Linked DNA regions of Homo sapiens: regions 1 and 3 are each linked to region 2. Evidence: read pairs that join two places in POLR2A ChIA-PET (ENCODE). Cell type or tissue: PC-3. All regions are shown on one strand. Each heading gives the region's core, and the rest is flanking DNA. Links, peaks and the distances in the headings are about the cores only. Region 1 overlaps YPEL1 (yippee like 1). Region 2 holds the start of SDF2L1 (stromal cell derived factor 2 like 1). Region 3 overlaps PPIL2 (peptidylprolyl isomerase like 2).

What was found. Peaks named below come from ENCODE experiments on the same cell type or tissue, not always from the same donor. Only the 100,000 strongest peaks of a DNase experiment are listed, where the experiment ranks them.
Region 1: POLR2A ChIA-PET joins it to region 2 with 10 read pairs; 7 of 35 experiments call an interaction of 5 or more read pairs at or near these places.
Region 3: POLR2A ChIA-PET joins it to region 2 with 10 read pairs; 9 of 35 experiments call an interaction of 5 or more read pairs at or near these places.

Annotation. Positions count from the first base shown.
Region 1 is chr22:21,706,687-21,713,884 of GRCh38, forward strand. It overlaps YPEL1 (yippee like 1), which reads right to left. Exons shown (of 5, transcript NM_013313.5): 2 at 3,942-4,222. The coding sequence starts at 4,058. Among named protein-coding and RNA genes, the nearest start is that of YPEL1, 26 kb to the right of the region's middle. RefSeq lists enhancers at 3,357-4,556, 6,925-6,974 and a silencer at 7,183-7,198. In PC-3, for the core only: no CTCF peak of the experiment used is centred there; no DNase peak of the experiment used is centred there.
Region 2 is chr22:21,639,070-21,646,466 of GRCh38, forward strand. It overlaps SDF2L1 (stromal cell derived factor 2 like 1), which reads left to right and starts at 3,233. Exons shown (of 3, transcript NM_022044.3): 1 at 3,233-3,454; 2 at 3,793-3,989; 3 at 4,825-5,230. The coding sequence starts at 3,268. The coding sequence ends at 5,106. RefSeq lists a silencer at 3,042-3,471. In PC-3, for the core only: CTCF peaks have their summits at 2,591 (motif pointing left), 4,122 (motif pointing left), 4,322 and 5,090 (motif pointing left); a DNase peak (open chromatin) is centred at 3,072; H3K4me3 peaks cover 2,549 bases; H3K27ac peaks cover 1,636 bases.
Region 3 is chr22:21,696,054-21,701,168 of GRCh38, forward strand. PPIL2 (peptidylprolyl isomerase like 2) reads left to right here. Exons shown (of 20, transcript NM_014337.4): 20 at 1-1,854. It overlaps YPEL1 (yippee like 1), which reads right to left. Exons shown (of 5, transcript NM_013313.5): 5 at 1,483-5,115. The coding sequence ends at 5,076. Among named protein-coding and RNA genes, the nearest start is that of PPIL2, 33 kb to the left of the region's middle. In PC-3, for the core only: no CTCF peak of the experiment used is centred there; no DNase peak of the experiment used is centred there.

The DNA of each region.
Region 1 (7,198 bases), core at 1-5,000, 67 kb after region 2:
AATATAAAAATTAGCAGGGCATGGTGGCTGTGAGCCTGTACTCCCAGCTACTTGGGAGGCTGAGGCAGGAGAATCGCTTGAGCACGAGAGGTGGAGGTTGCAGTGAGCTGAGATTATGCCATTGTACTCCAGCCTGGGTGACAGGAGAAGCCCTGTCTAAAAATAAATAAATAAATAAATAAAAATAAAAATAGTCATAAAAGTCATAAAATACTAAGTGAGGAAAAGTTAGCTGTAAAGTGAGTGTCATTTGAGCCCTTTATTTAAAGTGAAAAATGTGTTTCTATTAAAACAAAATAAAGACAACAGATGCCAAACTACTAACAGTGACATCTCCAAGGAATGGAGCCGGACAAGGCAGGAGGAAGAAGCAAGTCTCCTCGTTTACACATACACATTATTTTAATGTGATTATGTGCAATATTATATAATTTAAAAAAAATTAAAAGGACCTGGCACAGTGCCTCATGCCTATAATCCCAGCACTTTCGGAGGCCAAAGTGGGAGGATCACTTGAGGCCAGGAGTTCGAGACCAGCCTGGACAACATGGTGAAACCCCCTCTACTAAAAATACAAAAAATTAGCCTGGTGTGGTGGCGCACACCTGTAGTCCCAGCTACTCAGAAGGCTGAGACAGAAGACTTGCTTGAACCCGGGAGACAGAGGTTGCAGTGAGTGGAGATGGCACCACTGCACTCTAGCCTGGGCGACAAAGCAAGGCTCCATCTCAAACAACAACAACAGCAACAACAAAAAACAAGAGCCCCCAGTTGTCCCTGGTAGACTTCTCACCTGAGCATGAACTAAACCTGTGTTTTAAGCTGTTGAGATCTGGGGAGGCTCTTTTTCCTCAGCATTCAGGCTTAAAAATGAGTATTCCCTTAAGTGGCATTCTGGGATTAGGAATATTATTCTATGTTCAGTTTAACTAATAATCATCTTATAGACTTTTCCCACATCCTCATCAGTCTTCAATATTCTGGACTGAATTTCCTAATTCTCACCTACTCTGAAAGTCCTTATTTTTAAATAGGGTTTGGCTCAGAGACAAGAGCAGCTCTGTGATTCAGATTCAGAGCTGTCTTATCAGAGTTGGCGCCAGCAAACTCCTCCTGTAAATTAGGGCCAGGAGATAAGTAGTTTAGGCTTTGGAGGACATATGGTCCCTGTTCTAATTACTCTGTAAACAGATGAGCACAGCTGTGATCTATTAAAACTTTGCATAAACAGGTGGTGTGGCAGATTTGGACCACAGATCAGAGTTTGCTAACTAAATGGAGCCTTCTAGTAACCAGAGCTGCCTACAGCAGCAACAGGCTCCCTCGAGCCAGGGGATTCCTTGTTAGTGACAAATACAAACTTAGAGGCTGTGAAGACAGTGCCTCTCGCCTCGCAGGTACTGGATTCTGTTCTGCGTGGCAGGTGTTCTCGATGGTCTCAATGAATCCTCATCAGAATCACCACGGAAGGGAGAAAAGCTCACTCTAGTCGTCATCTTGCCACCTCGCCCGGCCCATCACCCATGGAGGCACGAGGTCTGATCCTTCCTGGTGGCCTGTGTGCTCAGAGAGCTTAGTTCTCAGCACTTTTTTTCATCCTGAAATGCTCATTTGGCACCAAATGACTTCTGAGCAGGCTTCTGCCTTTTTTTTTTTTTTTTTTTTTTGAGACAGAGTCTTACTCTGTCACCCAGGCTGGAGTGCAGTGGTGTGATCTCAGCTCACTGCAACCTCTGCCTCCCAGGTTGAAGCAATTCTCATGTCTCAGTCTCCCAAATAGCTGGGATTACAGGTGTGTGCCACCATGCCCAGCTAATTTTTTTGTACTTTATTAATAGAGACAGTGTTTTACCATGTTGGCCATGCTGGTCTTGAACTCCTGACCTCAAGTGATCCACCCATCTTGGCCTTCCAAAGTTCTGGGATTACAGGTGTAAGCCACCAAGCCCAGCCAGGCTTCTATTCTTGATACAATTTTTTTTTTTTTTTTTTTTTTTAAGACAGAGTTTCGCTCTTGTTGCCCAGGCTGGAGTGCAATGGCGCGATCTCGACTCACTGCAACCTCCGCCTCCCAGGTTCAAACGATTCTCCTGCCTCAGCCTCCCAAGTAGCTGGGATTACAGGCATGTGCCACCACACCCGGCTAATTTTGTATTTTTTTTAGTAGAGACGGGGTTTCTCCATGTTGGTCAGGCTGGTCTGGTCTCAAACTCCTGACCTCAAGTGATCCGCCCACCTCGGTCTCCCAAAGTGCTGGGATTACAGGGGTGAGCCACCACGCCCAGCTGATACAATTTTTAAAACAGCTCATTGATGACCTCCAGGCTGTTCAACAGAAGCATCTCAAATTCCTTTTGACCATGTAGCAAGGAACACACCTGGCATGCTTCCGAAACAAAACCATGCATGGGGCCGGACATTGACCACCTCTCAGTGCTCAGGTCACCTGCTTAGGTCATGGCCAACACACAGGTGTCACGGGGCTCCACAAGGCCACAAGCTTCACTGCCCCTACCCAGGGGCCCAGAGCAGCTCCGCCTCTCATTACCTCATGTCATTTTACACACTAAGCCTACCTCAGAAAACACCGAGGAAATGGGGTGCCTGGCTCCTTCCACTTCTCACCTCACACTTCCCAGTGCACACAGGAGCCCCAGAGGCAATGAGAGAGCAGAAACTCTGCCTCGTTCAACAGTTTCTATCTCAGATGATGAACAGAAATGAGGAGCCTCTCACTATTACCTACTGAAAATACAAGCAGGTAAATGTTCTTCTCTTGAGTTAAACAGGAAACCTAAGAGATTCCTGGCTGGGCGTGGTGACTCACACCTATAATCCCAGCACTTTGGGAGGCCAAGGCAGGAGGATCGCTTGAGGCCAGGAGTACAAGACCAGCCTTGGCAACATGGTAAAACCCTGTCTCTACAAGAAAAAATAAAAGTAAATAAAATACCTATTTAAAAAAAGAAGAAAAGATTTCTGAAAGGCACAACTTCCTGACAAACTTTGTTCCCAAAGTGGTCGTGACCTGTGAAGATGGGGAGACGTCATGACCTGAGGATGGGGGGAGGTCATGGCCTGTGAGGATGGGGGGAGGTCATGACCTATAAGGATGAGTGGAGGTAATGATCCGTGAGGATGGGTGCAAGTCATGAATTGAGCATGGGGGAGGTCATGACCTGTGAGGATGTGGGAGGTCATGACCTGAGGATCGGTGGTCATGACGTATGAGGATGCGGGGAGTTCATGACCTGAGGCTGGGGGGATGTCATGACCTGAGGATGGGTGGAGAACACTGTCATTCCGACTGAGCATCAGCTCCTCCATGATGTTTGGCCTGTTTAAATGTTCACAACTGGTTGATGATCAACGCCACACACTGCTAATGAGGAGCTCAGCACAGTAAGGAGGGGCCAGGGGATCTTGTTTACATCTTCAAGGCTGCTCATGGGTTCTATGCACAGAGACCAGCCAGAGCTTCACCCAGGGCTCCTACACAACCGACAAACGCAGCCACACCCTCTGGGGCATTTTTCTGAGCAACCCCTTTCCTTCTTAACCATGCTGAGTTTTTAAAATGTCTTAATACCCTTATTATTAAACCATTTCCACAGATTTTTCTAGACTTCTTTTGCTCATTCAGTCCTCTCTGGCTTTCTGCTGTGAGTAACAAGTGATTCACCTTGCCCCTCGTAATCCCTGGGAGTGCCAGCTGCCTGGCCCTGGAAAACCGCCCACCATGCCAGGATCACATCTGAGATCGTGGCACAGCCACACTTAACCATGCACAAAACGCTCACCAATGCTGCCTAGAAGGCTCTAGACGTTCAGGACACAGCAGACTCAGGAAGTCATGTGATGCTTAAATATTCTTCCACTATGTAGGTACCACAATGACAGATAATCATTGTGCCATCAATTTTTTGGCATAAGCCACTTGCCTTGGAGATGAGCTCGTCATGATTGGCCAGGTGTGCTCTGCAGTGGATACAGCTGTACGTTCGGTGACAGTTCGGCAGATACGCTTGGAAAGTTTTGGACTTTGTCATTTTCACCATCTCTCCTGGGCACTCCTCACTCAGCTCAGGGCTGGTTCTGGAAGAACCGTGGCTCTGCTGGCCTCTCTGACAAAAGCAACACTGGAAAATGCACGCAAGAGCCGTCGTTGTCCAGGAGGGCGTGTGGCACTGTCCACACAGCTGGGACGAGAGAAAAACGTAACCTGCCAACCAATCAGACAAAGTGGTGGGTTACAGAGAGAACATGCGTGTGAAGCAGGTACATATGGGATTCATGTGTTGTGAAGCAACACGCGGGGTGGGGGGGTGGCAGGACTAGAATTTTTTTTTTTTTTTGAGATGGAGTCTCACTCTGTTGCCCAGGCTGGAGTGCAGTGGCGCAATCTCAGCTCGCTGCAACCTCCTCCTCCTGGGTTCAAGCGATTCTTCTACCTCAGCCTCTGAGTAGCTGGGATTACAGGAACACGCCACCAAGCCTGGCCTCCCAAAGTGCTGGGATTACAAGCACCACTGCGCCTGACCAAGATCCAACTCTTTAGTATCAATTGTAGACAAAATGAACACTGACACCATGCCACTGCTTAACCACTTTACATTTAGTTGGAAGTGAAAAAATGAACTCCTTTTACATGCAAATAATTTGAGAAAAACATTGATTCAAATTCTTCTTATACCAGGTTTGGCTTTGGAAACATGAAAGGAGAGGCAGAACCAAGACGCCCGGTGAGTGGGCCCGGTGGCAGGGCTGGATGCACCCCACCCCGAATCCGGGAATTCACCACGCAGAGCACCAGGACATTGAGGAATGTGAGTGATGGATCCAGTATTATTTAATCTTTAAGAAATTCCAGTCCTGAAATAAACCCTTATGTATGGTCACATGATCTTCAACAGGGTGTCAAGACCATTCAATGGGGAAAGGACAGTCTTTCAACAAATGGTGTCACAACAACTGGATATCCACCTGCAAAAATATAAAGTTGGACTCTTACCTAACACCGTATACAAATTAACTCAAAATAAAAGACCTAAATGTGAGAGCTAAGACTATAAAACTCTTAGAAGGAAACACAGGGGAAAAGCTTCATGACATTGGATGTGGCAATCATCTCTTGGATACGATACCAAAAGCATGGGCAGCAAAAGAAAAACAGACACATTAGACTTCGTAAAAATTCAAAACTTCTGGCTCGGTGCAGTGCTCACGCCTGTGGTCCCAGCACTTTGGGAGGCTGAGGTGGGTGGACCACTTGAGCCCAGGAACTCAAAACCAGCCTGGGCAACAAAGCAATACCTCATCTCAACTAAAAATACACAAAATTAGCTGGGTGTGGTCCCTGTGCCTGTGGTCCCAGCTACTTGGGATAGCTGAGGTGGGAGGATGGCTTGAGCCTGGGAAGTTGAGGCTCAAGTGAGCTGAGATCGTCCAACTGCACTCCAGCCTGAGCAACAGAGTGAAACCCTGTCTCTAAATAAATAAATAAAAACTTTTGTGCTTCAAAGGATACTATCAACAGAGGCAACCCAGAGAATGAGGGAAAATATTTTTAAATCATATACCTGATAAGGTGTTAATATCTAGAATACATATATTCTATATTCTCTCTATACATATTCTCTATATATCCATATTCTCTATATATCCTAGTTATTGGAATATGTAAAAAAAAAAAAAAAAAACAACTACAACTCAGCAAATCAAACAAACAGGTTAAAAAATGGATAAAGGGCCGGGTATGGGCCCGGCGTGGTGGCTCACGCCTGTAATCCCAGCATTATGGGAGGCCGAAGAAGGTGGATCACTAGGTCAGGAGATCGAGACCACCCTAGTCAACATGGCGAAACCCCGTCTCTACTAAAAATACAAAAAATTAGCCGGGCGTGGTGGCGGGTGCTTGTAGTCCCAGCTACTTGGGAGGCCGAGGCAGCAGAATTGCTTGAACCCAGGAGGCAGCGGTTGCAGTGAGCCGAGACCATATCACTGCACTCCAGCCTGGGCGACAGAGTGAGACTACATCTCAAAAAAAAAAAAAAAAGGAAAATGGATAAAGGACCTATGTATCTATATTCTCTATATATTCTAGTTGTTAGAATATGTTAAAAAAAACTCAGCAAAAAGAAACACAATCTGATTAAAAAATGGACAAAGGACCTATATATCTATATTCTATATAGTTATTAGAATATATTTAAGAAACTCCTACAACTCAACAAAACAACCCCAATCTGATTAAAAATGGACAAAGGACTTATATAAACATTTCTCCGAAGAAGATATACAGATGGCCCACAAGCACGTGAAAAGGTGCTCCATGTCACTGATCCTGAGGGAGGCAGACAAGGACCACGTTGAGACACCACCACACACCCTCTAGGACGGCTACTATCAACGCGCACACACGGAAAATAAGCGTTGGTGAGGATGTGGAGGAATTGGAGCCTTGTGCATTGAGGGTAAAAATGTAAAATGCTGGAGGCACTATGGGAAACAGTATGGTAATTCCTCAAAAAACGAAATATAGAATTACCATGGGCTCCAGCAATTCCACTGCTGGGTATAAATCCACGAGAACTGAAAACAGGGTCTCAAAGCCATGTCTGCACACCCATGCTCACAGCGACATTATCCACAACAGCCACGAGGGGGAAGCAACAGTGTGTCCCTCCACAAACGGGCATTCTCATGATCAAAATGTGGCGTCTGCATACAGTGGAATGTTATCCAGCCTTTAACAGGAGGGGGCTCCTGTCACAGCTACAGCATGGAGGAACCCTGAGGACACTATGCTCAGTGAAGTAAGCCAGTCACAAAGGACAAATATTGTATGAGGTACTTAGAGTAGTGGGACTCAGAGACAGAAAGAGCTGCCAGGGGCAGGGGAGTCCCCGCTTCATGGGTGCAGTGTTTCAGTTTTGCAACATGAAGAATTCTGGAGGTTGGAGGGTGGCGATGGCTGTACAAAAATGTGAATATATTTAATGTCACTGAACTGTACACTTAGAAATGGTTAAGATGGTAAGAGTTATGTGTACTGACTACAATTATTTTAAAGAAGAGTGTATCATTTTTACATTTCTAAGGTCTCATTAACAAAAGAAGGTTAAGTCCATGACTGATGCTGCCATCATCAGCAACAGGACGTGCGCCAAGTTTTCCTGGTGGCACCACCCCAGCCTGG
Region 2 (7,397 bases), core at 1,019-6,018:
GGTGAAACCCCGTCTCTACTAAAAATACAAAAAATTAGCCGGGCTCGGTGGCGGGCGCCTGTAGGCCCAGCTACTCGGGAGGCTGAGGCAGGAGAATGGCGTGAACCCGGGAGGCGGAGCTTGCAGTGAGCCGAGATCGCGCCACTGTACTCCAGCCTGGGCGACAGAGCGAGACTCCGTCTCAAAAAAACAAAACAAAACAAAACAAAACAAAACAAGTTGCGCTACCTACTCAGATTCAAGGAAAGGCGAAATGGACTCCATGTCTTTTCTTTGGCTTATGGGGATGGGAGGAATTGTTAGTGGTCATATTTGGAGACTAGCTACCACCCTTCCTCCTCTCCACAGCTGATTGTACCTTGAGCAGCCCTTGTTGAGCCAATCAGATTCTCTCTTGAGAACCTGAACCTTAAGACAAATTATAGTTGGTAGGTGGAGGGCACTGGAGATGCCATAATCAGCCCTGAGGAGCTGCCCATAGGGTGAGCAGGGGAAGGTGGTCTGCAGCAGGAGGCCGGAGAAGGGAACAGCAAAGAGAGGCGACCAGGCTGCCCCTGAGAGTCAAGGGAGTGCTACGTTGGCTTCCCCAACTCTGGGTCTGGTATCTCAGCCTACTTAGAATCCTATCTTGCTTGTCAGGAAGATTGCCTGCTGTGTCCTCAGCCTCCTACGGTCCTAAATGCAATTGGGAAATGGCTGGCAGGTTCTAGCAGGGAACTGGCATGATCTTTTGATCTATGCTTTTACCACTTTTCTTTTGAGACGAAGTCTTACTTTATTGCCCAGGATGGAGGACAGTGGCGCGATCTTGGCTCACTGCAACCTCTGCCTCCTGGGTTCAAGTGATTCTCCCACCTCCGCCCTCCGAGCAGCTGGGATTACAGGCACATGAGACCATGCCTGGCTAATTTTTGCATTTTTAGTAGAGACGGGGTTTCACCATGTCTGGTCTGGAATTCCTGACCTCAGGTGATCCTCCTGCCTTCGCCTCCCAAAGTGCTGGGATTACAGGTGTGGGCCACCGGGCCCGGCCTATACCTGTAATCTTAACACTTTGGAAGGCCAAGGCGGGTGGATCACCTGAGGTCAGGAGTTCAAGACCAGCCAGGCCAACATGGTGAAACCCCGTCTCAACTAAAAGTACACAAATTAGCCAGGCCAACATGGTGAAAACCCGTCTCTACTAAAAATACAAAAATTAGCTGGGTGTGGTGATACATGCCTGTAATCCCAGCTACTCAGGGGGCTGAGGCAGGAGAATTGCCTGAACCCGGGAGGCAGAGGTTGCAGCAGTGAGCCGAGATCGTGCCACTGCACTCCAGCCTGAGTGACAGAGTAAGACTCCGTCTCAAAAAAAAAAAAAAAAAAAAAAAAAAAAAGACTTCTTGAATGATGCACATGGGAGACTCAAAAGTTTGAAAAAAAAAAAAAAAAAGGCTGGGTGCCGTGGTGGCTCATGCCTGTAATCCCAGCACTTTGGGAGGCTGAGGCAGGTGGATCACCTGAGGTCAGAAGTTTGAGACCAGCCTGGTCAACATGGTGAAACCCTGTCTCTACTAAATATATTTAAAAAAGTAGCCGGGCGTGATGATGCATGCCTGTAATCCCAGATACTCAGGAGGCTGAGGCAGGAGAATCACTTGAACCCAGGAGGTGGAGGTTGCAGTGAGCCGAGATCGCGCCATTACACTCCAGCCTGGGTAACAAGAGCGAAACTCCGTATTAAAGAAAAAAAAATTGTTGAATGAGATGTGAGGAGCAAGGTAAAGAGACGAATGAAAGAAGAATCCCAAGTTTTGGGCCTGAGCATCTGCAGAATGGAGGTGCCATTTACTGAGACTCATAAGCCTGGGGGAGGGGTAGTTTGAGGGCGGAGACCAGGAATTCTGCTTTGGATGTGCTGATTTTGAGATGATGGCTGACATGTCCAAGAGTATATATCCATCGCCTCTCAGATAGTACTTCAGCTCTTCCACCCTAGACTGGAGACCCCTCAAGTGCAGGGACTACCAAATCCAGGGCAGACTGACTTTTAACCGTTTGGACACCTAAATGCTGAAAAGATCAAGGTGTCTTATACTACATGTAACTCAAAATCAAAACAGTATTAAACACGAAACCCCCAAAATAACATGTTGCTGTAATGAAAATGGCTTTACTCTGGATTTTCTGAACGCAAAATTCTGGATGATTTAATTAAATATGAACTTTTCTCTCTGCTTTGCCTGTGCTTCAACTACACCCTAGTCAGACTCTTGAGCCCAGAGCTATTTGCTCTGTGACCCCACAGGATCTGGAGTGAAGCTGCTGTAACAATGTCCCATGAATGAATAAATAAACAGAGGTGTAAGTTTTCCTCCCTTGAAGGTTGAGCTGACAACACTCTGAGAAGGCGGCAAGAAGGAGACCTACTCATGGCCAGGAGACCTGGGACACGGTCGCCCAGGCATGGTTCCCACAGCCCCTTGGTCTCCTTTGACTCTGGTTTCCTAAGACAGCTTTGGGACTTTCTGGTGAGAAGCTGCCATTATTCTCAACGCTACAGCTCCCTGCTGCCCTCTCCTGCCCGATGACCCAGTGACCACGAGATTTAGCCACGAAAGGAGTCAAATGTATAAGTGGCCAGGGGAATTCAGAAACCCCAGGGTCTAGGGACTGTGGTGACCCAGTATCAGAGAGGGCCTAGGGCCGAATGACTGGAGGTTTCATTAATCCCGGGGTCCAGGGACTTAAGGACTGATCCCGATTCAGTGACCCCGGGATCTGTCGACTTTGTGACCACAAAATCTAGCGATCCAACAACCTCAAGACCCTGCAGCTGCGGGCCCAGGTTCTGAGGGGAGAGACTCATTACTGAGTGCCCAGGAGTCCAGGATCAAGGGGCGTCGTGAAAACGTGCCTGCAGGGTCCTAGGATCCTGAGCCGGTGTCCAGGGACTCACCGGCTGCGAGGAGCCGCGTCTTCACCAACTGTTCACGCTCACTCTCCGCGGCTCGGAGACTCAGCCGCCCTTCCCTGGGCACTCATTGGTAAGTCCTCGGAAGCGTGGACCAATCAAAACCCTCCTCGTGTCTCCAGTCCCCGCCCAGCTACGGCTCTCGCGAACCGGGGGCGGGCCCTCCCCGCGCTGACCCAGTGGCAGTGCAAGCGGAGTGCCGCGCGGGCCGACTATTGGCTGCCGCAAGCGGGCGCTGTCAGAACCGGATTGGGCCGCGGCGGGGACGGAAGCGGCCCCTGGGCCCGAGGGGCTGGAGCCGGGCCGGGGCGATGTGGAGCGCGGGCCGCGGCGGGGCTGCCTGGCCGGTGCTGTTGGGGCTGCTGCTGGCGCTGTTAGTGCCGGGCGGTGGTGCCGCCAAGACCGGTGCGGAGCTCGTGACCTGCGGGTCGGTGCTGAAGCTGCTCAATACGCACCACCGCGTGCGGCTGCACTCGCACGACATCAAATACGGATCCGGTGCGTGGGGCCAGCGACTGGGAGAGCGCGGGGAACCGGGGCTCGGGGTTGGGAGTGTGGAGACAGGGTGGTCATGGGGGTCTGTGGGCCGTCTGGAAGCCGGGCGGCGGGGGCTCTAGAGTCGTTGGGAGGTCGAGGGGCCAAAGCTTTGAGGGTGTCGAGGATATTGAGGGTGGGGACGGTCGTCGGGGAACTGCGGGCCCAAAGACTGAGGGGGTGTCAGGCGGGGGCTGGGGGTGAGCCCTTGGGGTCCCCTGGGACATGTTCTGGTCCCAGGGCGAGGGTCCGGGGTTCCGCGATTGACGGAGACCCTGGGTGTGTGGGGTGTCACTCCTCAGGCAGCGGCCAGCAATCGGTGACCGGCGTAGAGGCGTCGGACGACGCCAATAGCTACTGGCGGATCCGCGGCGGCTCGGAGGGCGGGTGCCCGCGCGGGTCCCCGGTGCGCTGCGGGCAGGCGGTGAGGCTCACGCATGTGCTTACGGGCAAGAACCTGCACACGCACCACTTCCCGTCGCCGCTGTCCAACAACCAGGTGAGCCCCTCCCGGAGCCCCCAGAGAGACTCCTGGCCTGTGTGAGGGGCCAGAGACAGAGCCCTGGGTTCCAATCCGAGCCTCAGCTTCTTCGTGAAATGGAAATTTCACTTCAGAGATGGTTACTGAGCGCCCCCTCGGGGGACACAGAGTAACTCCGCCAGGATCCTGCCCTCAGGTGCTCCCGGCCCGGCAGGGAGAACGACGGGAGAGAGATCCGGAGAGATACGCCTGGATAGCTCTTCCTCTGGTGGCAAGTGGGACCCAGGAGGGGAATCCACACAGCCTTGAGGGTGGGGAATAGGAAACTCCACTGGGGAGGAGGAACTCAGGCTAGATCTGAAAGGATGATTAGGAGTCCTACAAGCCACAAAGGGGAAAGAGAGACTTCCCAGGCCAGCAGAAGAGATTGTGCCAATGCATGGAGGTCATTGGAATTCAGGGGATTGGAATGGAACAGTGGGTGCCCTTGGGGAGCTGGTGGAAGAAAATGTTTGAGATAGATAGACAGCTTGACTGTTAGCCTGAGGGGCTGAATTTTAGGCTGAAGGTAGGTCAGAGGGGTTAGGACTGGGAAAATGTGGAGGAGGAGGCCTTAGCTCCGTGGGGACCAGTGGTCTCTGCACAGACAGATGCAATGGTGTGTGCATGTGTCTGAAGAGCCCATGCTGGGGAGGGAGTGCTAGAGGTTGCGGGGGCGGGTCATGGTGTCACCTTTTGCAGCTGTGGGAGCTGAGGCTCCAGGAAGGGTAGGGAAGAACCCGAGGCTCGGTGTACTAGGTGCGAATGCCGCCTTCTGTGGTGACCACTGTCTTCTCATCCTTTGCACCTATAGGAGGTGAGTGCCTTTGGGGAAGACGGCGAGGGCGACGACCTGGACCTATGGACAGTGCGCTGCTCTGGACAGCACTGGGAGCGTGAGGCTGCTGTGCGCTTCCAGCATGTGGGCACCTCTGTGTTCCTGTCAGTCACGGGTGAGCAGTATGGAAGCCCCATCCGTGGGCAGCATGAGGTCCACGGCATGCCCAGTGCCAACACGCACAATACGTGGAAGGCCATGGAAGGCATCTTCATCAAGCCTAGTGTGGAGCCCTCTGCAGGTCACGATGAACTCTGAGTGTGTGGATGGATGGGTGGATGGAGGGTGGCAGGTGGGGCGTCTGCAGGGCCACTCTTGGCAGAGACTTTGGGTTTGTAGGGGTCCTCAAGTGCCTTTGTGATTAAAGAATGTTGGTCTATGATTGCGTTTCACTGTGAGCCTGAGGATGACCAGGAGGTGCCAGCCCAGGCCCAGTTGATCATTTCTTCCTCAGTGCAAAACCTGTCTCCAGCCCAGCCTGACTGCTGAATCTGTCCAAACCCTTTATTATTTTTTTTTCGGGGGGCGGGGGGGAGGTTTGCTTTTTTTTTTTTTTTTGAGACGAACTCTCGCTCTTGTCCCCCAGGCTGGAGTGCAATGGCGTAATCTCAGCTCACTGCCATCTCCGTCTCCCGGGTTCAAGTGATTCTCCTGCCTCAGCCTCCCGAGGAGCTGGGATTATAGGCACCTGCTACCACACCCGGTTAATTTTTATATATATATTTTAAGTAGAGATGGGGTTTCACCATGTTGGCCAGGCTGGTCTCGAACCCCTGACCTCAGGTGATCTGCCTACCTCAGCCTCCCAAAGTGCTGGGATTAAAGGTGTGAGCCACCATGCCCGGCCTGGGTTTTGCTTTTTTTTTTTTTTTTTTTTTTTGAGGCGGAGTCTTGCTCTGTCACCCAGGCTGGAGTGCAATGGCACTATCTCGGCTCACTGCAAGCTCCGCCTCCTGGGTTCACGCCATTCTCCTGCCTCAGCCTCCCAAGTAGCTGGGACTACAGGCACCCGCCACTGTGCCCGGCTAATTTGTTTTGTATTTTTAGTAGAGACGGGGTTTCACTGTGTTAGCCAGGATGGTTTCAATCTCCTGACCTCGTGATCTGCCCGCCTCGGCCTCCCAAAGTGCTGGGATTACAGGCGTGAGCCACCGCGCCAGGCCGGTTTTGCTTTTTTAGAGATGGTCTCACTCCGTTGCCCAGTCTGGAGTGCAGTGGCATGATCATAGCTCACTGTAAACTTGAACTCCTGGGCTCAAGTGATCTTTCCACTTCAGCCTCCTGACTAGCTGGGACTACAGGCACACACCACCATGCCCATCTAATTATTATTTCTGATGAGACAGGATCTTGCTCTGTCATCCAGGCTGGTGTACTGGCAGTGATCATAGCTCACCGCATTCTGGGCTCAAGTGATTTTCCCACCTCAGCCTCCCAAGTAGCTGGGACTACAGGCATGTGCCACCATGCCTGGCTAATTTTTTTTTTTTTGAGATGGCGTCTTGCTCTGTTGCCAGGCTGGAGTGCAGTGACACAATCTCCGCTCACTGCAGATTCCGCCTCCCAGGTTCAAGCCATTCTCCTGCCTCAGCCTCCTGAGTAGCTGGGATTACAGGCACGTGCCACCACGCCCAGCTAATGTTTGCATTTTTAGTAGAGATGGGGTTTCATGATGTTGGCCAGGCTGGTCTCGAACTCCCAGCCTCAGGTGATCTGCCCACCTCGCCCTCCCAAAGTGCTGGGATTATAGGCATGAGCCACCGTGTCTGCCCTCTCTGGCTAATTTTTAAAATTGTTTTAGTAGAGACAAGGTCTCACTGTGCTGCCCTGGTGGGTCTCAAATTCCTGAGCTCAAATGATCCTTCCACCTCTGCCCCCATAAAGTGCTGGGATTACAGTTGTATTACTTTTATTTTGAGACAGGGTCTTACTGTTTTGTCCTGGCTGGACTCGAACTGCATGGCTCAAGCCTCCTCCTGCCTCAGTCTCTCAAGTGGCTGGGATTACAGGTGGATGCCACTGTGCAATCTTTTTTTTTTTTTTTTTTTTTTTTTGAGACGGAGTCTCGCTCTGTCACCCAGGCTGGAGTGCAGTGGCGCGATCTCGGCTCACTGCAAGCTCTGCCTCCCAGGTTCACACCATTCTCCTGCCTCAGCCTCCCAAGTAGCTGGGACTACAAGCACCTGCCACCACGCCTGGCTAATTTTTTTGTATTTTTAGTAGAGACGGGGTTTCACCGTGTTAGCCAGGATGGTCTGGATCTCCTGACCTCATGATCTGCCAACCTCGTGATCTGCCCGCCTTGGCCTCCCGAAGTGCTAGGATTACAGGCATGAGCCACCGCGCCCAGCCGCCACTGTGCAATCTTAACCTTTTCAGTGGTCTTCCATGTACTCCAGTGCTGCCCTGGGCATCCCCCTGTCCACCCTGAGGCGGTCTGATGGCAAGTGACCCCAGGTCCCCAGCCCCTTAGCTTTATGAACCTTCCTGTTAAGGGCCAAGGCCAGACCTCAGAGCAGGATGGGTGGGAGCCCCACTCCCTGTCAGCT
Region 3 (5,115 bases), core at 116-5,115, 56 kb after region 2:
TGTGGTCCCCTGACCAACGCCATTACCTGGGACAAGTTTTCAGACCCCAGACTTACTGAGCCTAAGCCTCTGCAGGGTGGGCTTCTCGGTCTGTTTTGACAAAACTTCAGGGGCTTCTGAAGGCTGGTGTTGGACGGCAGCATTGAGTTTCCTGCCGTGCCCTGCCTGAGCTCTCAGGGCCCTGCTCACCTGCTCTGGCTGTGAACCACCTGGGCTTCATCTCAAGCCTGCCTGGCGTCTCTGTGCCCCTGTGAGAATCTTGAGGGGACCCACACTGGGTTGAGGCCAGTGTCTCCTGCTGTGAGAACAAGTGGATGTCCCTCTCCCCGCCCTCCTGCTGAAGTGGCCTTGCTGCTCTCAGGCCCGGCCACTGGGCTCCAAGACTCTGCTCCTCCTGTCAGTCACTGACTCTGATGGCCTTGGGCCAGCTGCATCAGCAGCCCTTAAAGAAAGACCCCTCCCTCAACCCCCATTTTTCTGTTAAATGTGCCCCTGGCTGGCTTTTTCTTCGTCTTCAGCCCAGGCCAGTGGTCAGTGTTCTCATGTCATGGACTCTCCTTGCCTGACACTTGCCTCTTGGGCTCCCTGTTGCCCTCAGGCCACCCCCCACTTCTAGTTCTTCACACTAAGCCCTAACTTAGGCCTTGTTCTTGGTTTTCTCATTTTTGTTGCCCCAAATCTTGAACCTGTCAGCAACTTGCAGGCTGTACCTCTGCCCTTCCTTTTCTCATCAATCACTGATGCTGAAGCTGCAGGCCTGAGCCCTTTGTCTCCCTGGATGCTGGGTGGCGCCTCATCTGCATCTCTGCCTCACCCCATCCACTGCCACAGGCTGCCTGATGACCACTAGAGGTATGTCTGCCCCTCGTCACCCTGCTGCACACCAATCTGTGGCCCTTCATCATGCTAAGAACAAGAACTGCGCCATGGCTGGCTCCTTCTCTTCTCCAGCCCATCCCTCTGCAGCCTGTCATCCCTGTCTGTGACCATTGGTCGGGCCCCTGGGCTCTAGAGTGACTTTTGACGCCCTCCATCCCTCCCGCCAGGCACTGTCCTCCGCAAGGCCTGGTGCAGCCCTGGCAGTAACTGGCTTGTAAGAGGCTCAGACACCAAGCTGGGCCTGCAGAGGAGGGGCACAGTAGGACACAGTGACTGCCCAGGTGTCCACACACCTGTAGGCCTCTGAGCCAGCGTCCAGGGTACAGGTGCGGGTGGTGGGGATGAAGGCCTGACCAGGGAGGGAGAAGCAGGTTTGGAGAGGACCCTGTGCCCACCCTGACAGACACCCTGGCTGGCCCTGACTGACTGTATTCTCTGGCCACATTCAAGTCCCCCATTGGTGGGGGCAGAGAAGTAGGACCAGGCCATCCTTGGCTCCAGAGCTCGAAGACCCCAAGACAGCCCTCTGCTCTCAGCGGCGCCACAGAGAGCCTGGGCTCAGCCTTCTGCATCAGGACATGGCCTCGTCCACTGAGGGCACGATTTAAACATTTGACATCAGAAGCTTTATTTGTAAACCTCACACAGATAAGGACCAAGGGCTGGCGGTGTGGCCAGAGGACAGGGGAAGCTGAAGGCCCCGTGCTTGAGCTCGGCAGTCCTGCTCCTTGCAGTGAAGCCACCATGGGTGACCGTCCAGCCTCACCCGGTGGCCTGCACAGTGAGGGAAGGGCTTCAGGGCCATCTGCTCCCAGGGCAGGGGACAGGCCACCAAGGACCTTTGGCAAATGAAGGTTTACATTTCTGTAGTTTGTTTGTTTTAGAGCTTAATTTGTAGTTTTTTAGCTATTAAAACCATTTGAATTTTTAACGACCTGATGAGGGCATCAGGTAAATTAAAGGATTTTGGGAAGATTCTTATTTTCAATTCTAATATCTGACAGATGCCATCAAGAATAAGCATTAAGGTATAAAAAATACTGTGTGTATAAAACAATGCCAAACCACATTCCTACAGCAAATGCACTGTGCCATTTATAACCCTGACATCACCTCCCAAGGCTCTCAAGGAAGATTTATTTTAAATAACTTAAATAGAAGTCCTAGATGATATTGTTTAGGAATTTAAGAGGGTGGTGGATATGGTCCTGTGAATAGCACTTCCCCTGAAGCCAGCTCATGGTCTGTTCATTTGGTTTAAAAATGAGCTTGTATTTTGCAGAAGCCCAACAAAAAAAAAGTGATAAAAGTGTTGTTGGTATAAATTACAAAAAAAAAAAAAAATACAAAAGTCATAAGACTACTAGTAAAAAATGTTCAATCAATGCCGTCACAAAAGACAGTACAAAAACCAAAGTGCCCAAATAGAAGGAGCAGCGAACTTGCCCAAAACAGAAAAGCTCTAAATAGAACTTTAGTATATACAAAAACCACTCGGTAGAGTTTTAGAAGTTTCTTCCATGTAAGTGAAGCATCTTGAGTCACTCAGGACTTGGCTGTCCTCGCACCCGTGGCAGGCTGGGGACGGCACGAACCTCCAACTGTTTCCCCTAGTCCCCGGGGCATCGGAGGCTGGGTTCCCACATGGGAGAGGAATGAAGACTCACTCAAAGGGAAGGGTCAGTTTAAGATAAGTTTTCAGTGAACTCCTTCTTCCACCCGGGAAGGTGTCTTTCAGCCTCTTCACAGTCTCAAGACAATTGACTGAAGCCACAGGCATTGCTAACTTCATGGGCCAGCTTGTGGGCGGAGCCTCTTCAGGCTTGAGACCATGGCAGCAAGAGCCCTGCAGCGTGCAGTGACCCCTGCGCTCTGGGTGGCTGCACGCGAGCTCAGGAGGACAGGATGTGCTGGGCCAGCCTAAACCCTCGGGGGAGACTAGCGCAGGGATAAAGCAGCTTGCAGGGCCATAGCCGGATGTGGAGGCTTCCAAGACAGTACAAAGATTTCCTTCCTTTCCTAAGTGGAAGATGTGCTTTAAAGGAACTTCTGCCTCTGTCACTCCTGCTGAGTGGATGCATCTCAGTGCCATGCCCACCAGGGCAGCGGCATTTCCCACCTGCCAAGGCTTCCAGGCTTGGGCAAAGAGATGGCACCCAAAGGCATGCTGTGTGTGGGCAGTGAGCTCGAGTGGGCACAGCCCAGTGCCTGCCTGGACCGCAGGTCTGGGTTTAGGAAGGGCTGAAGTCGGGGGAGGTGTGAAGCTGGGCAGGTGGCCACGTTCTTATTGTCAGCCAGCTCGCACTCTTGCCCCTAGACTAGCCTTGTCTGAAGGCAGCTTCAGAGCCACTTGCCAGGCTGAGAACTATCCGGGCTCAGTGCTCTCCTATCTGCTGCCCCTCGGTCCCCCTGCCTGCCCTCTGCCCTGAGACAAGTTACTAAATGTTGAAAACCAAACTTATCTGGGAGTGGTTTTTGACCTCCATCCTCTGCAAAGTGGCCTAAACCCTTATGGGGTGCCCACTCCTGGTGGAGGGCAGGTGGATGAGTGGATTGTAATTTATAATAAAATATATGGCAGAAACACAGGCCTTAGGAGATTGCACAGGCCCCTCTATCAGTTCAAGTGACATGGGACAGCACCACGCAGGGACGGGCAACGCGTCTAGCAGGCCAGGCGTCTTCATGCACAAAGGCTAAACTTGTTGCTTTAACCTTTTCTGAACAAATTTTAAACATTCTGGCAAATGTCAAGTTTTGAAGTTTTTCCTGTGGGTTCTGGCCTCTTTCATATGCAAAAATAATTCTTTTTCTTCAAGTACATCCAGGGTAGAAAATGAAATCTGACTTTTCCTCGGTCCAGTGTGTTACTCTATAGACATGGACCAGCCACTCAGCAACTGCCTGACACCTAAGCTGCTGTCACTGCTGAGGGCACAACCCCTGGTACCAGACCCTGTGAGGCTGTCACCTCAGTAAGGGCACCTCTGCGGGCCCCGGGACAGCCTTCTCTAAGGGCTAGCTCACCTGCTTTCTAGATAAGGAATCTACTGGCTTAAATAAACATGTTCCACTAGACACCATTCTCAATTTAGAGTGTATCTAAAATGTCATCTGTGCTGGCCTCTGTTTTTGAACAAGCTAAAAACCAAAAATGCCCTTAGTGTATAAGTCTGTTGACTGCCTCTGGAAGATTCTTAAATAACACTGTACTTTAAGGGTTCATTTGCAAGAGGAATAGCCAATTTGAAGTTCTGCAAATTTAAGAAAAACAGCGGGGTGGAGGGTGGGCTACAATACCTTTTCTCTAAAAAAGGGAATGGTGAGACTTGCTATCTAAAGAGACCCTGTCCCTGTGGTCTTCAGAGACTCAGTCTGGTTCTCTCTTGTTTTAAATTGAGACGGAGTCTCGCCCTATTGCCAGGCTGGAGTGCAGTGGCGCGATCTTGGCTCACTGCAACCTCCGCCTCCTGGGTTCAAGTGATTCTCGTGCCTCAGCCTCCCGAGTAGCTGGGATTAAAGGCATGCGCCACCATACCCAGCTTTTTTTTTTTTTTTTGAGACGATGTCTCACTTTTGTCCCCCAGGCTGGAGTGCGATGGCATGATCTTAGCTCACTGCAACCTCCGTGTCCCAGGTTCAAGTGATTCTCCTGCCTTAGCCTCCTGAGTAGCTAAGATTACAGGCACTCGCCACCATGCCCGGCTAATTTTCGTATTTTTAGTAGAGATGGGGTTTCACCATGTTGGCCAGGCTGATCTAGAACTCCTGACCTCAGGTGATCCACCCATCTTGGCCTCCCAAAGTGCTGGGATTACAGGCGTGAGCCACCGCACCCGGCCCCAGTTTGGTTTTCAACTGAACCTTAAAAAAGCAGAGCCCAACTATATTGAAGACAAAGGTGAAAGGAAGATATTAACTAGGCAGGTAAGTCATCAGTTGGTTAATTCTTTCTCTAGAACTTGAGAAGTTAGAAAAAGCTCATTGAAAATTTTCAGAAACAACTGTGTACACGAAGAGGACAGATCCGAGGGACACCTTACCCACAGAGATGGCCGAGAGTGTCAAGAGCTATGCGCAGCTAGCCTTTGAGGTCAGAGGGCAAGAAAGGCTGTCACCAGATGCTCCTACGTTTCCATTACATTCACAGTTTCTTTCACAAAACAGCATTCAAAGGAGAAGGGAAAGTTCGCACATTACTCCCAGCCATTGTCTTTGATCATATGAGCAAGCTCA